3 separate regions of the Homo sapiens genome follow, and regions 1 and 3 are each linked to region 2. Evidence: chromatin loops called from intact Hi-C (ENCODE). Cell type or tissue: GM12878. All regions are shown on one strand.

The links. Peaks named below come from ENCODE experiments on the same cell type or tissue, not always from the same donor. Only the 100,000 strongest peaks of a DNase experiment are listed, where the experiment ranks them.
Region 1: it touches region 2 in a loop (3-fold over the local background); 1 of 110 quality-filtered maps calls a loop at or near these places.
Region 3: a loop joins it to region 2, with 4 times the contacts of the local background. A loop is called at or near these places in 1 of 110 quality-filtered maps.

What each region holds. Positions count from the first base shown.
Region 1 is chr10:81,105,812-81,110,811 of GRCh38, reverse strand. No RefSeq gene overlaps it. Among named protein-coding and RNA genes, the nearest start is that of LINC02655, 460 kb to the right of the region's middle. RefSeq lists an enhancer at 1,827-1,906. In GM12878, no CTCF peak of the experiment used is centred here; DNase peaks (open chromatin) are centred at 1,751 and 2,011; H3K27ac peaks cover 456 bases.
Region 2 is chr10:81,034,242-81,039,241 of GRCh38, reverse strand. No RefSeq gene overlaps it. Among named protein-coding and RNA genes, the nearest start is that of LINC02655, 390 kb to the right of the region's middle. In GM12878, no CTCF peak of the experiment used is centred here; DNase peaks (open chromatin) are centred at 2,771, 3,619 and 4,737; H3K27ac peaks cover 749 bases.
Region 3 is chr10:80,456,835-80,461,834 of GRCh38, reverse strand. The region is part of intron 1 of TSPAN14 (tetraspanin 14); the gene reads right to left. Among named protein-coding and RNA genes, the nearest start is that of TSPAN14, 5.0 kb to the right of the region's middle. RefSeq lists enhancers at 650-729, 3,613-3,692. In GM12878, a CTCF peak has its summit at 2,682; DNase peaks (open chromatin) are centred at 2,654 and 4,694; H3K4me3 peaks cover 4,124 bases; H3K27ac peaks cover 3,715 bases.

The sequences.
Region 1 (5,000 bases), 72 kb before region 2:
ACGTAAAGCCTGTACAGCAGACAGCCTGAGCCCTGTTTTTCACATTAAATAACAGTGCTTAAAGTTTAGCATTGTTTATAACAATAAAAAATTGGAAACAACTTTCAGGGCTCATAAAAGTGTTTGGAAAATTAAATGATGGCCAGTCCATAAAAGGAAAGAAACTAAAGCCATGAAAAATGATGATGCACAGGCGCATTTACTCGAAAACAATAAAAGGTATTCCATCAAATGAAAATAATGTCTTGCAAAACAGCATGTAATAGCATCCCACTGTTTATAAACCATACACAAAGATATATATTTTTTTCTAAGTGAACATGAGAAGGAAGAAGTCTTAAGGGGCACACCAAATGGTATTAACTCTTGAAAGCAGAATTATGGGTGATTTAGCCAGCATCTTTATACATTTCTTTATTGTCTAGTATTATGCTGCTTGTAGTATTCATAATCAGACTAAAATGTTTTCCTTTAAAAATTAATGTACAAATGAATAATATATTTGCTCTGTGTCTCTAAGACCTTACAATTATATTCCAGTCAAAACAATAACATAAAAGTGGAATATTTATTTGATAATTCTCCCTTTGTAATCAATCCCAAGACATTTCTCCACAAACAAAGTTTCAGTTTGGAAGGGATGATTCCTCCTAATGTGGGAATCTAATAAATTGGGAGATCTGGGGGGAAAACATGGATAAATACGGTTCTACTGAGTATGGTAAGCCACCGCCCCTTGAGTTTCCATAGTTTTGAGCTTCTTTCTGCCTCCCTGTTTATGCTGAGCAAAGTAAAGATACCGTAACATTTTCCAAATGGTTCTAGGAAACGTTAATTGTTTCGTAAACATGAAGATGCTACAGGCATAGCAAGTAGATAGGCACTTGCCCCAGTGGCACAACAGAATAGAACCAAAAATATTAGCGACATTTAAATCTAATTACATTTATATTATATTTTCAGTTTCAATTATTTTCTATAGAAGAGACAGCAATTCCAAACTTAGAAAATTACCATCATATTATATTTCAAAAAAACAAATTAAAATCCGAAAATTGCCTTGGAAAGCTAATCGTGTTATTTTTAATGACTATATCAATGAGTCCATGGAACTGGACCAGAATAGCATCATATTTTCACAACAGTGCGTCATCCCCAAAGTATTTTTGAATGGATTATCTTATCTCACAATGACCCATCGATCAAACCTTATAAGTAACTTATTGCATTTGAGAAACAGAACTCGTGCCTTCCTCTTTCTTGCAGAGCTGAAACTAAAATCTGAGTCTTCAGATCCTACTGAAATGATCTTTCCACTAGATTGGACCATCCTGCCTCCGAGGTCATTGAAAAGCCTTTTTACTAAGTACTGCTAAGCAATGAAAATAAATTGAATACATAAGCAAAGTCTTTCTCCAGAAGACCTAGATATAAACAATCCAATTTACATACTTAAGACCTGCAAACAGACGTATGGTCCCCTATATACCATATTTCTTATAATTGGTATTGAACACAAAGGAAGCAGAAGAGCAAGCAAGCTTGACTGATTGCATCAGGTCTCCAAACTAGAGGAGGGCTCCATTATAGGAAAGATAAGGTCTCAGTGTTCTGGTTAGTACTGTTAGCAATTCTACTAATAATATTCTAACTGAATGCATCCCCTGAAATGTGCACTTGAAACTCTGTATATGATTGTCATTCATTAGCTACAACTACCTAGCTGAGTCACATTCTATTGTTTATTGTGCCTACTGTTATCTCAAAGCCTGCAGCTGATGAAGCTAACTATTTAATTAGGGGCCTGCCCAGCCAGGCTGGTGATGAAATAGAAATTATGGTCACCGGGGGTAATGAAGATGAGAAGGAGGTAAATGTTTGCTTTCTGATTGCTCAGCATTCATCTGATAAGGTTTTGTGATATTTTTCTGATCTCCTCTCTTGCCAAAGTCAAATTTAAATCTAGGAGAAAGCTGTGGTGATGGGGAGAGTGAGGACAGCAAAACACACTGAAAGAACACTAAGAGATTATGATGCAGCAGAAAGGAGGTGGCTGGAACTCAGAACTGCCTCCAAGCCTGCTCCAGCCCAGACAGCCCTGAGTCATTGTGAGGCCTGTAAATGAGGAAGTTGTCCTGGTTCTTCAAGAGTGAACATCAGAATCGCCTGTGGCAATTTTCATAACCCTAAATGCTCAAGGCTCACCCTGGGCCCATGGAACAAGGGACATTCAGGTATATTTGACTTTAAACAATTTCATGGATGATTATGACGTACATCCATGGTTCAAAGTTATTGGACTGGATGAATTAACACCCCTTGCAGCTCTCAAAACTCATGAATTTCATATGGACTTTCTTACCACTGCATTTCCAAAAGAGCTTCCTTATACTAGAAGAATGACGGAAAATTCCTTGGCGTTACAAAAGCCAGTTTCTAGTAATTGTTTTTTGTTGTTTTTTTTGAGATGGAGTCTCACTCTGTCGCCCAGGCTGGAGTGCAGTGGTGTGATCTCAGCTCACTGCAACCTCCGCCTCCCGAGTTCAAGAGATTCTCCTGCCTCAGCCTCCCAAGTAGCTGGGATTACACGTGTGCGCCACCATGCCCAGCTAATTTTTTAATGTATTTTTTTATTAGAGATGGGGTTTCACCATATTGGCCAGGCTGGTCTTGAACTCCTGACCTTCTGCTCCACCCGCCTTGGCCTCCCAAAGTGCTGGGATTACAGGCGTGATAGTAATTGACTTTATACTGCAGATGGATATGCCATTCTCCAAATATTACTGCTAACTTGTATCAGGCCACCTAGCGGCAATAGAAAAGGAAAGCTGCTGGTGTCCTGCTTATAAATTAACAGTGAAAAAGGTAGATAATGAAATGCTCAGAAAATGGAAGAAAAATGAAGGATAACTTTAAAAATTAGCTTTCTGCTATCACCTCACACTATCCTTGCTTACCATAAAACCTTTGTAAGCAAGCACTAGCTGTCAGCTTCCTTAAGCCTAGAAGAGAGGTTACCCCTATAATCTAACCAAAGCCTTATAGAATCTCAAAGTTTGAATGCTGGACATCTCTGTAACACTGATCACATTACCAATATCCTGGTATCCCGTACTGTGAGAAGTTGAATAATATTCGTGTGTGTGTGTGTGTGTGCGTATTTAAGCCATTTTATTGATGTATAATTAACATATCAAAAGGAGAACCCATTTAATGGATACAATTTGATGAGTTTGCAGATAAGTATAAACTGGTGAAACCATCACCAGAATCTGTGTCATAGACCTCCATCAGCTCCAAAAGTTTCCTCCCACCCCTAGGAAAATTTTCTTTAATTGTAATTTCTGGAGGCATGTTCATCCTGAAATTCTCCTTGTCATTTCAAAGATAGTGTACTATTTTGCCAAGACTTACAAAGCCATGTTTGACTTTGTTTAATTAATTATTTATGAATACTGTAGTAGATTGCTAGGGCTCCCATAACAAAGTCCTAGGAACTAGATGGCTTAAAAAACAGTAATTTATTTTCTCATAGCTCTGGAATCCAGAAATCCAAGATCAAGGTTTCAGCAGGGTTGGTCCCTTCTGAGGGTCATGAAGGAAAGATCTGTTCCAGGCCTGTCTCCCTGGCATACAGTTGGCCATCTTCTCCCTATACCTTGGGGTCTTTCCTCTGTACATGTCTGTGTCCAAATTTCCTATTCTTTTTTCAAAACATTTTTTAGAATTTCAACTTTTATTTAGATTCTGGGGATACATGTCCAGGTTTGTTACACGTCTGTATTGCATGTTGCTGAGGTTTGGGGTAGGACAGATCCCATCATCACCCAGGTAGTGAGTATAGTACCCAATAGTTGGTGTTTCAACCCCTACCTCTTCCTCTCCCTCCCCCTTCTAGCAGTCCACAGTGTCTGTTGTTGCCATTTGTATGTCCATGAGTACTCAATGTTTAGCTCCCCCTTATAAGTAAAAACATATGATATTTGATTTCCTGCCTCTGTGTTAATTTGCTTACAAATTTCCTATTCTTATAGGACACAAATCTTATTGGACTAATGCCCAACCCAATGACCTCATTTTATCTTAATTACCTCTTTAAGATCCTATCTCCAAATATTGTCACCTTCTGAAGCACCGGGGCTTAGGACTTCAACATATGAATTTTAGGGCAGATACAATTTAGTTCATAACAAACACATCTTTCAAGAACATCTTTCCCTGATAACTATGGTTAGTAGTCAAACTGTCTGATGCTACCTGTCATCTGAGGGTCTGAGAAGCTGCAATTAAAACAATACAAGAATCTTTCTGTCATTGACAATTTTGACTTTAAGAAAATAAAATCTCACAGTTACTTTTATTTCTTTTCATCACTATTTCTCAGGGACATATGATGGACAGAAAGTTCAGCAGTGACAGTTAAAAATTCAGAGATTTAGAGACAAGCAACATGGGATATGTCCTGGCTCCAACTCTGAGGAGCTTTTGGTAGATTCTCTTAGTAAAATGTAGAAAATGTCAACTGAATACAATATTGTAAGAATTGAATTAGTTGATTATATGAGAGTGGTTTGTAAACTTAAAGTCCAATAGAAATTGCTTGTAAGAATGTGGCTTTTGGAGTTAGAAACTCTGAGTCCAAGTCTTATCTTGGCCACTTATTTGTTTATTCTTTGGGCAATTCACTTAACTTCTCTGAGACTCAGTTCCTCACCTCTATAAAAAGGGAATTGATGAAGTCTACCATTTCTAAGAAATATGTTTCTATAAAGGAAAAAGTAAGATATTTAAAAGTATAATATTAATCATATTAAATTATTATACGACTAAAATAATTTCTTTTATGAGCTCTGAGAATCTATGTGTACAACAGCCAGTGAAGCTCTCCCACCCCTGCAACCATCATGCCCAAAGGGAAGTACTGCTATTATTAGATTGATTATTAGATTGTAGGTTGCAAATATATAATACCTTTCTTTGATTAAGCAGGCCCTTTCTTA
Region 2 (5,000 bases):
AATGCTCTTTCTGAATCTGTTGATAAAATCATGTTATTGTTCCTTGGCCTGTTAATATGATTTTATTGATTAATTTTACAATATTAAAACAACCTTGACCCCTGTAATAAAGCATACTTGGTCATAATGTATAATTCTTTTTATATATTGCTAAATTCACTAATGTCTTATTAAGGATTTCTGCATTATTTTTGAGAGGGATATTGATCTGTCATTTTCTTTTTTTAATCTGGTTTGGTTTGGTATCATGTTGTGCTGGTCTCATAAAAGATTATTCTCTTTCTGGCAGAGACTTTGTAGAATTGATGTTAATTCTATTTTAAACATCTGGTAAAATACTCTAGTAAAACCATCTAAACCTGGAGATTTCTTTTTGAGGGGTGTCTACTTATGAATTTAATTTCCATAATAATTACATGGCTATTTAAATTATCCATTTCATAATGAATGCATTGTGGTTGTTTGTGTTTTTAAGGATTGGTCCATTTTTTCAAAGTTGCTAAATTGATGGGTGTAAAGATGTTTACAGTATTTCCTTACTATTCTTTCCATTCCTTCAGAGTCTGTGGTAATATTTGCTATTTCATTCTTAATATTAGCATTTTGTGTCACCTTTTTTTAGTCATGCTAGAAGTTTGCAAATTTTATTGATATTTTCAAAGAAGCAGCTTTTTGTTTCACTGATTTTTTAAAAATTTTTTGTTTTCAATTTTGTTAATTTATAATTTTATCTTTATTATTTTCTTCCTTCTGCTTGCTTGGTCTACTTTGACTTTTTTTTTAAGTTTCTTGAGGGACTTAGATTATTGATTTTGGAACTTTACCCTTTTCTAATATAAGCATTTAGTCCTATGAATTTCCCTCACAGCATTGTTTTAGCTTAATACCACAAATTTAGATGTTGCATTTTCATTTCTATTCAGTCCAATGTATCTTTTAAATTTTCCTTTAAGACTTCTTCTTTGACTCATGGATTATTATGTAGTATGTTGTTTAGTTTCCAAGTGTTTGGATATTTTCTCATTGTCTTCCTGCAACTGATTTCTAGTTCGATTCCATTGTGATAAAGAAAGCAGTCTGTGTGGTTTTAATTCCTTTAAATTTCTCATTGTTTGCTTTATGGCCAAGGATATGTTCTATCTTGGTAATATGTTCTGTGGTAATTTGAAAAGGCTGTGTATTCTTCTGTGGTTGAGTGGAGTGTTCTATAAATGCAATTAGACCCTGTTGGTTGTTGGCGGCATCTGAACTTGTTCCTATATATCTTTGCTGAATTTGTGTCTAAGTTGTTTAATTAGTTATTGAGAAGGGATTTTAAAGACTCCAACTATAATTGTAAATTTGTCTATTTCTCCTTTAAGTTATATCACTTTTTGCTTCATATAGTTTGTAGCCTTTATATTAGGTGAATAAACATTAAGGATTACTATGTCTTCTAAAAAGATTGACCCTTTTATCATTAAATAATATTCCTTTCCATCTTAGACAATTTTCTTTGCTCTGAAGTCTACTTTATCTGATATTAATACAGTTACTCCTGCTTTCGATTAATGTTTGCTTGTTATATTGCTTTCACCTACTTATGATATTTGAAATCAATGTATTTAAACAACATACAGTTGGGTCATTTTTTTGTTTACATCCTGTTAATCTTTGTCTTATAATTGGTAGACTTAGACCATTTATACTTAGTGTAATTATTCATATGTTATGGCAAAAATTCATCATTTTTTAATAAACTTTTAATGTTAGAATAGTTTTCTATTTGCCAAAAAAGTGAAGATATTATATATACTCAACACCTGTTTCCCCCTATTATTAACATCTTACATTAGTATGACATGTTGGTTATAATTTGTGGATAAATATTGATATATTCACATTGGTGAATATTAAATAAAGTCCTTTCTCTGTATTCAGTTTCCTTAGTTTTAATGTTATTTTTCTGTTTTAGGATGCCATCCAGGAACCACATTACACTTAGTTGTTACGTTTCCCTAGGCTCCTCTTGACTGTGTCAGTTTCTCAGACTTCCATTGTTTTTGGTGTTTTTGACAGTTTGAGGAGTACTAGTCAGGTATTTCGTAAAATGTTCCTCAATTTGGCTTTGTCTGACATTTCTCTCAAGATTAGACTGGAGTTAAGAGTTTGGGGAAGGAAGACCACAGAAGTAAGCACCATTCTTATGACATCATATAAATGGTACTATCAACATAATTTGTCACTTTTAATGTTAACCTTGGTCACCTATGAGATAGTGTTTTGCATGTTTCTAAAGTGTAAACTCGTTCTCCCTGCCTGACTTCCATACACTACTCTTTGGAAGGACATGTGTGTCCCTCATACTTAAGTAGTAAGGAATATGCTCCACTTCCTTGAGGGTGAAATATCTATATAAATTTTTAAAATTCTTCTGTATGAGACATTTGTCTCTTCTCCACTCATTTATTTAATCGTTATTTACATCAGTATGAACTCACTATTATTTATTTTATACTTTGATTTATAATTCAATATTGCTTTAATTATGTATTTACTCAGATTACTCTAACTTTGGGCACTGGAAACATTTTCAATTGGTTCTTGTGTTCCTTTGGCATACTCATCATTGTGAGTTCATTGTTGTTGTTGTTGTTTCCTCTAGTTGATTTTTGGTTCTGCCTGAATTGTTCATCTACCCACATTTTTCTGCATCTGGGGATGATGCAAACCAAAACCAGAACATAACCACATTTTTCTTATTTCCCCTGAACCTCTCAGGAGGCTATTGTATATAGTACAACATTTCTGCAGATGCCATGGTAACAAGGATAGAGACTTCACAGCCCAGCGTCTGTCACACTGCTTCCCACGCTGTTCTTGGGTCACACCTACTATGGGGAATTTTTCAAGGTGGAAATCTCTTATAAAGATCTTGCCCCAACCTCCCAACCTCGCCAGCTGCTAAGGCTCCCAGAGTCTCCTCACATTTCCCTACAACTCCATCTGCTACCCACTCCCAAAACGTTAGATCTTTCAGACCAAGTTTCCACATCCCCACCCTCAGTTCACACCTTCTGAGTGCTGTCTTCCTCCCATCTGATGCCACCTTCCTCTAGAACATTCATAGGAAAGGGGGCTTGTCATCTCATGTGCATTCCAGTGTTTAAATTAAAATGCTGAATGATGGTTGTATAAATCCTCATAATCACAGTACTAAGCTCTTAACAAGCAGCTAAAAACACTCTAACTACTCTGTTGAATGGTTATGTTTTTCTGGCACCTATACCCCACAGGTATGACTGTGAGTACACTTCTTCTAGGACCTTGGCCCTGCCGGCATTGCCTCTACCCTAGCACCCCCATCAGACATCCATCCCCCCAAAAATGGCTGCACAGATGGCCATTTCTCTGTCCAACACAAGAATTTCTCTCCTTTGTGTCCCTTTCCTGCAGCTTGGCCATGTACCTCCTATCGCCACAGGGCATTGCCTTGAAGAGGCTCCATTCCAGTGAGACACACCTGGGTTGAAATCGCAGCTCAGAACTTCACAGTTGTGTGATCTTAGCCAGGTTCCATTTCCTTCAGAGCTTGAATTTTCTCATCTTTGAAACAAAGTGCCTCTGCTTTCGCCGTGATAAGGTAAGACTGTCTTCTATTCTGCTCTGAAACTTCATGATACACAGCTCAGCATGACAGCTTGTTCCACATGTTGAATAGCCACTGACTACTCACTCTTCTCTCTCTGCCCTGTGAACAGCAAACCCACCTCTCACCTGTTCCAACTCTCTCTGTACCTCTACTCTTCAATAAGCCACCCCAAACAACATGTCATTCCCCAAAAGGCCTTGACACGGGGAGTCAGTTGCTCTCTAAAATATTTTTCCTTTCCTGCTGGACAACCTGGAAAAATATAAACCTCCCTCCATCTGAAGTTCAAACATCACATTCACCTACTCACCTTCCCTGAAGTACCCACATATTCTTCTCATAAGAAACTAGTATAGACCCTATGACTACAAGAACCTCCTTAAAACATGATGCTGAGATTGGACTTCAATTGATTCCATCACCCAGGTACTGAGCATAGTACCCAATAGTTAGGTTTTCAATCCTTTCCCCTCTCCCTCCTTCCTTTCTTTTGGAGTCCCTAGTGTCTATTGTTGCCATCTTAATGTCCATGAGTACCCATTGTTTATCTCCCACTTATAAATGAGAACATGTGTATTTTGTATTCTGTTTCCATATTAATTCACTTAGGATAATGGCCTCCAGCTGCACCCATGTTGTTGCAAAGGACACAGTTTCATTCTTTTTTATGACTGCATAGTGTTCTGTGGTATATATGTACCATATTTTCCTTATCCAATTCACTGTTGAAGGGCACCTAGGTTGATTCCATGTCTTTGCTACTGTGAATAGTGCTACAATAAACATATGAGTGCATGTGTCTTTTTGGTAGAACAATTTATTTTTCTTTGAGTATAGACCCAGTAACAGGACTGATGATAGTTCTAAGTTCTTTGAGAAATCTCCAGAATGCTTTCCATAGTTGCTGAACTAATTTACATTCCTACCAACAGTGTGTAAGAGTTCCCTTTTTTTCCACAGCCTTGCCAGCATCTGCTGTTTTTTTCACATTTTATTACTAGCCATTCTGACTGATGTGAGATGGTATCTCACTGTGGTTTTGATTTGCATTTCTCTGATGCTTAGTGATGACGAGCATTTTTTCATACGCTTGCTGGTCGTGTGTATGTTTCCTTTTGAGAAGTGTCTGTTGTTTCTTTCGCCCATTATTAATGGGATTATTTGGATTTTGCTGATTCAATTGTTTAAGTTTCTTATTGATTCTGGATATCAGACCTTTGTCAGATGCATACTTTGAGAATATTTTTCCCATTCTGTAGATTGTCTGTTTACTCTGTTGATAGTTTCTTTTGCTGTGCAGAAGTTCTTTGGTTTAATTAGGTCTACTCGTCAATTTTTGGTTTTGTTGCAATTGCTTTTGAGGACTTAA
Region 3 (5,000 bases), 580 kb after region 2:
CAGTGCAAGCCCTCAGCAGGTCTTGCCTGTAATCCCACAATCCTCTGTGAAACCAAGACCAGCCCCTCTCCAACCGTCTTTCTGCAGGAGTGAGCAGAGCCCAACCCAGGCACTAATCTTCAACACACCAAATCCTGGCACCTGCCTTTGCCACCTCATCAGTCATGCCATGGAGGGGAGCGTCAGGGCTACCCTACACCAGAGGAGCCCTCAACTAAACCTGCCCGCCCCACCCCATCCTGGGCACATGCCACTTGTTCCTCTTTGCTCACACACTTAGCACCCCAGAGCCCTTGGGAATGAATCCCCCACCACTACCACCAACTCTGATTTTGGCATGCCCCCCTCAAAAACCTATCCACGTTTATACCATCACTTGTATTTCACAAGAAGCTACTAGAGTTACAAAACACAATGACTGTGGTAGGCAGGATGGCTGCAGAGAGCAGGGTTCTGGCACCACCACTGTTCCACTGCAAGGGTGGAAGCTGGCTACAGAGCCTTTAGGAAGGAGGGAAGGCCCCATCCACAGCCGACAGGTTTTCCTTACAACAGCAAGGGCCTGGTTCCTGAAAAGCTGACTGTTGAGACAAGATCAGCCTCAAGAAAAGGAGGCAGGCCAAACAGGGTCACCTGTGCAGGGTAGGCTGGAGGGAGCCGGCCCTCAAGAGAGGCAGAGTCTGATCAAGTAGACAGGAGGGCCAGAGAGAAAAGGAGGAGCCTCACTCATGGAGGAGGAACAAGGTAGGCTGGAGGCAGGGACTTGTAGGCCTCAGACAGAAGGAAGCTGGTGAAGCTCCCATAGGCAAAATGCCCAGGAGCTCCGGCTAGAAGGCAGCAGGAGTGTGCAGTCCAGGCAAGAGGAAGAGATCCCCCACAGCACCTCCCTCTGCCCAGCTCAGACAAATGGGACAGTCAATCCCCAGGCTGATGGAGGCGGGAGCGAGAACCACAAAGTTGTCAGACTGGTTTGCCCAGGACAGGGAGAGCAGGGAACACAAATTGCAGCAGGAGCTCAGCTTCAGGGGGCAGAAAAAAGCAGCAAAATTGGTGGGCTGTAGGGAAACAAGGACCCAGGTCCATGCGATTTCCTGGGTGCAGAGGGGAAATCCAGCAGGCCAAGAGCAAGGGAGCCAAGGGACAAGGGGCCAGCAGATGCTGAAAAGGACCAAGGTTTCTGGAAAAAAAGAGAGTGACACTTACAAGAAGGGACACCTACAAGGAGAGAAACCTGTCCCCTACTCTTACACTGGCCCAAGCTCAGGACCACTCACACCTGTCTCCTGAGGGACAGGCCAGTGCAAGAAGAATGGACAGGACACTGCCAACCACGGGATACTGACAGAGATTCTGTCCCTCACCAAACTTTATTCCTCTGAGCCCTCTACTCATCTGGTCCTGACCTAGGGTTCCTAACTCCATTCTCTCTAAGAGCCTAGTTTTAGCAAAACTCCTGTTAACCAGAATCCCCCAACCTCAATATCTAATCACCCTGGATATCTGAACGTATTTCTCATCCTGTACTATCTCCCAGGTAAAACCTGATCACCCTGGCCTGCCTGCAGCAAGAATTCAGTTAGCTAAGTTTAGTAAAAATTTCCCTACCCTCTTAGAAATTTTCAGGAGCCCCCACACTCCGCTCCTTGGCTATAAGTTCCCACTTTTCTTTGTTGTATTTGGAGTTGGCCCACTCTCTCCCCTCTACTGCAAAATCCATTGCGATAATTCCTACATCTATCGTAATAGTCCTGATACAGTCTACCTTACCAGTTTAACAAGTGTCAGAATTAAGTTTTTCTTTCACCAGCTCCCTAAGTCTTCCTGGACCCACTGCTCCCACCCCTCACTCAGGGTGTGTAAATTACTTGGTCTGGGGCTGTGGCTGACCTCCCCTAACAAGCCCCAGAAAAAGACCCTGTCTGCCTGGCCCAGGGACACAGGAGAGGACCCTCAGCACAGCTGGTGGGCACCCAGACTGGGGACAGACACACTCCTACTGCTGAGAGTCCCATAGCATCCCCAGGATCACCACTCAGACCTCGGGGTACAAACAAGAGATTCGGGAGAGGCCCATTTCCTTCCACTGCTGTGGGGCCTCTCTCCTGGATGTTAGGGCTCCGAACTCCTCTCAAGGCCGTGCAGTGTACAGGAGCACAGGCCCAACAGCTGGGACTGTCAACGCATAGTCAGGCAGGAAAAACCCAGAGAAGGTTCACTAGCCCCTTGTTCCAGTCCCTCCCCAAACCTTACCCATGCAGGACAGCCCAACTCCAGCTCTCCCAAATGCCAGGAAACACAAAGACTCTGAGGCAGCACCAGGAGCTCACCTCTTACCAGAATCCCAGAAGCCACTTTAGAGACAACTGCCCCAGCTCTCAGGCTCCCAGCTCAGGCCAGCACAGCCTAAGGAGGGAGGAGCCAGTTCCTCCAGCTATCTAGCTGAAAGGCACAGGCTCTAGGCCTTCTCCCTGGCTGCTCAGTTGGGAGGCAGTACAGACCGCAAGGGGTGAAGAGTTTCAACCCCAGCCTGCCCAGGCCCACTTAAGCTCTGGTCTCCAGGCCTGGCCTGCTGCCTCCTAAAAGAAAACCACAGCCCCACCCAACCCTACCCAACCCCACCAAGCCCAAGGGCGGAGGAAGTGAGGTTCCCAGAATCAGCTGCTGGTGAACACTTGCTGAGTGCCGCCAGAGATGGCAGCTGTCTCACACCAGTGTCAGGCCTAACTCAGGGGCTTTGGATCTTGCTTCTCAGGGTACTAATGCTTCACTGCAACCCCGTGAGACAGAAAAGGCAGACTTGATTCTTCTCACTTTACAGATGAGAAAAGTAGACAACTTTTTTTTTCCAGGAAGAAAAAAAAAAAAAATCAAAGACTTGTGTAGGTCACTCAACTAGAAAGTAGGTGCAACTTGAAAGCTTGCCTCACCACCGTCCACTCTGCAAGCTGGACAGTGTTATTCATCTTCACATCTTCACGTTTAATTGAGAGCGGCACTGGACACTGCCCCCCTGCCAGGGCCTGCGCTCCACCAAAATGGCTACTTGCCCTGTCTAAATCAAAAGCATACGCAATTAAGGGAGAAAATGGATGTGGAGATATTATGAATAACCTCCCTGATTCACAGTTACAGAGGACACTACTATAATGGAAGATAAGCAAACTGAAACGCTGGCATTCACCTAGACCAAAGACTCTCAAAACTTCATTCTACGCAGCTCCCTGGGTACTCTGATAGCCTGCCAAGAGTGAGACCACTGCTGGAGACCACCACCACCTCTCAATCCACTGGCAGAAAAACGGAGGCCCTGGAAAAGGTGGAAATATGCCTAAGCAGAGTGAGTTAACCATGAAGCAGAAGAACCTGAGGCCTCACCACCTCCAACAGTGTCTGCTGGCCCCGAGGGAAATCACCAGAGACCAAGCAGGTGACCAGGCACAAAATCAAGAGCCACAGTGTGGCTGACTCTTCAAAATCCTACTAACGTGGCCTGAGGGGGAAAATTTAACTAACAGGGTTCCTACTCCCTTCTACAGACCAGGGATCTAGCCCCACACTCAATCCCATCCCCAGTGGGAGTCCACCTTCAGTCACCTCGCTACCACTGCTTTCTACACCCCTATGCCTGCAAGCTCAATCCCCGAGTCCCACAAAAGTGGGGAGGACCAGGCCTGCCTGGGTATCGCTACCTGCTCCTGCTTCTAGGAAAGGTGGCTGCCCCTACAGGCCACATCCAGGTAGCGGATGGAACATGCAAGATATCCAAGGACTGACACGGCAGGGCAGAGACAGGCAGCAGGAACCTAATCCCCTTCCCATAGGCATCTTAAAGGCCACCAGGACTCAGTGGCAGGACACAGGGATCATCATGTTCTCTGTCCCTCTGTCCAAGCCACCAGGGGTGTTCCCACTAATCACTATGGGTCCCCCCAGTGAGGACAACATAAAGCAGATAAGTGATGAACATGCAGTGTGAACAAGAAATAAACCTCTGTTGCTTTAAGCCTCTGAGACCTGGGGATTGCTGTTACCACAGCAAACCGTGATCTGTCCAGACAGACACAAGCAGTGACTCCCCAATCTTCTGCATGTGGTAGTGCTGGTCTTCCCATTCCCTGGCCTTAGGGAGACAGAAGCTCCATCACCAATCAGCGGGGGTTCCGGGGTACCTGCTATGTGCCCAGGCTGTGCTGGACAGATGAGATGTGTTCAGAGGCAGGGATACAAGGGCACCTTCACTGAAAACATTCATTAGTTCCACTGTGGGCCAGGCTTGTTTGGTATATGAATCCATTTTAATCACCTCTGAGAGGAACATATTGTCTAAATTAGAAATGAGAAAACCTGGTCCGGCACAGTGGCTCACGCCTGTAATCCCAGCACTTTGGGAGGCCGAGGCGGGCGGATCACTTGAGGTCAGGAGTTCAAGACCAGCCTGGCCAACATGGTGAAACCCCATCTCTACTAAAAATACAAAAATTAGCTGGGTGTGGTGGTGCACACCTGTAGTCCAAGCTACTTGGGAGGCTGAGGCAGGAGAAGAATCACTTGAACCCAGGAGGCGGAGGTTGCAGTGAGCCGAGATCACGCCACTGCACTCCAGCCTGGGCAATAGAGTGAGACTCAGTATCAAAAAAAAAGAAATGAGAAAACCCAGCTCATATTGAGACTTCAAGCAAGTTACTCTGTGACCTCTCGGGACCACAGTTTCCTCATCTGTAAAATGGAGCTGTTGACATCACGGTTGTTTTGCTTTTTGTTTTTTGTTTTTTGAGATGGAGTTTCATTCTTGTTGCCCAGGCTGGAGTGCAACGGCGCGATCTCAGCTCACTGCAACCTCCACCTCCCAGATTGAAGCAATTCTCCTGCCTCAGCCTCCCAAGTAGCTGGGATTATAGGCATGTGCCACCACGCCCAGCTAATTTTGTATTTTTCGTAGAGACAGGGTTTCACCGTGTTGGTCAGGCTGGTCTTGAACTCCTGACCTCAGGTGATCCACC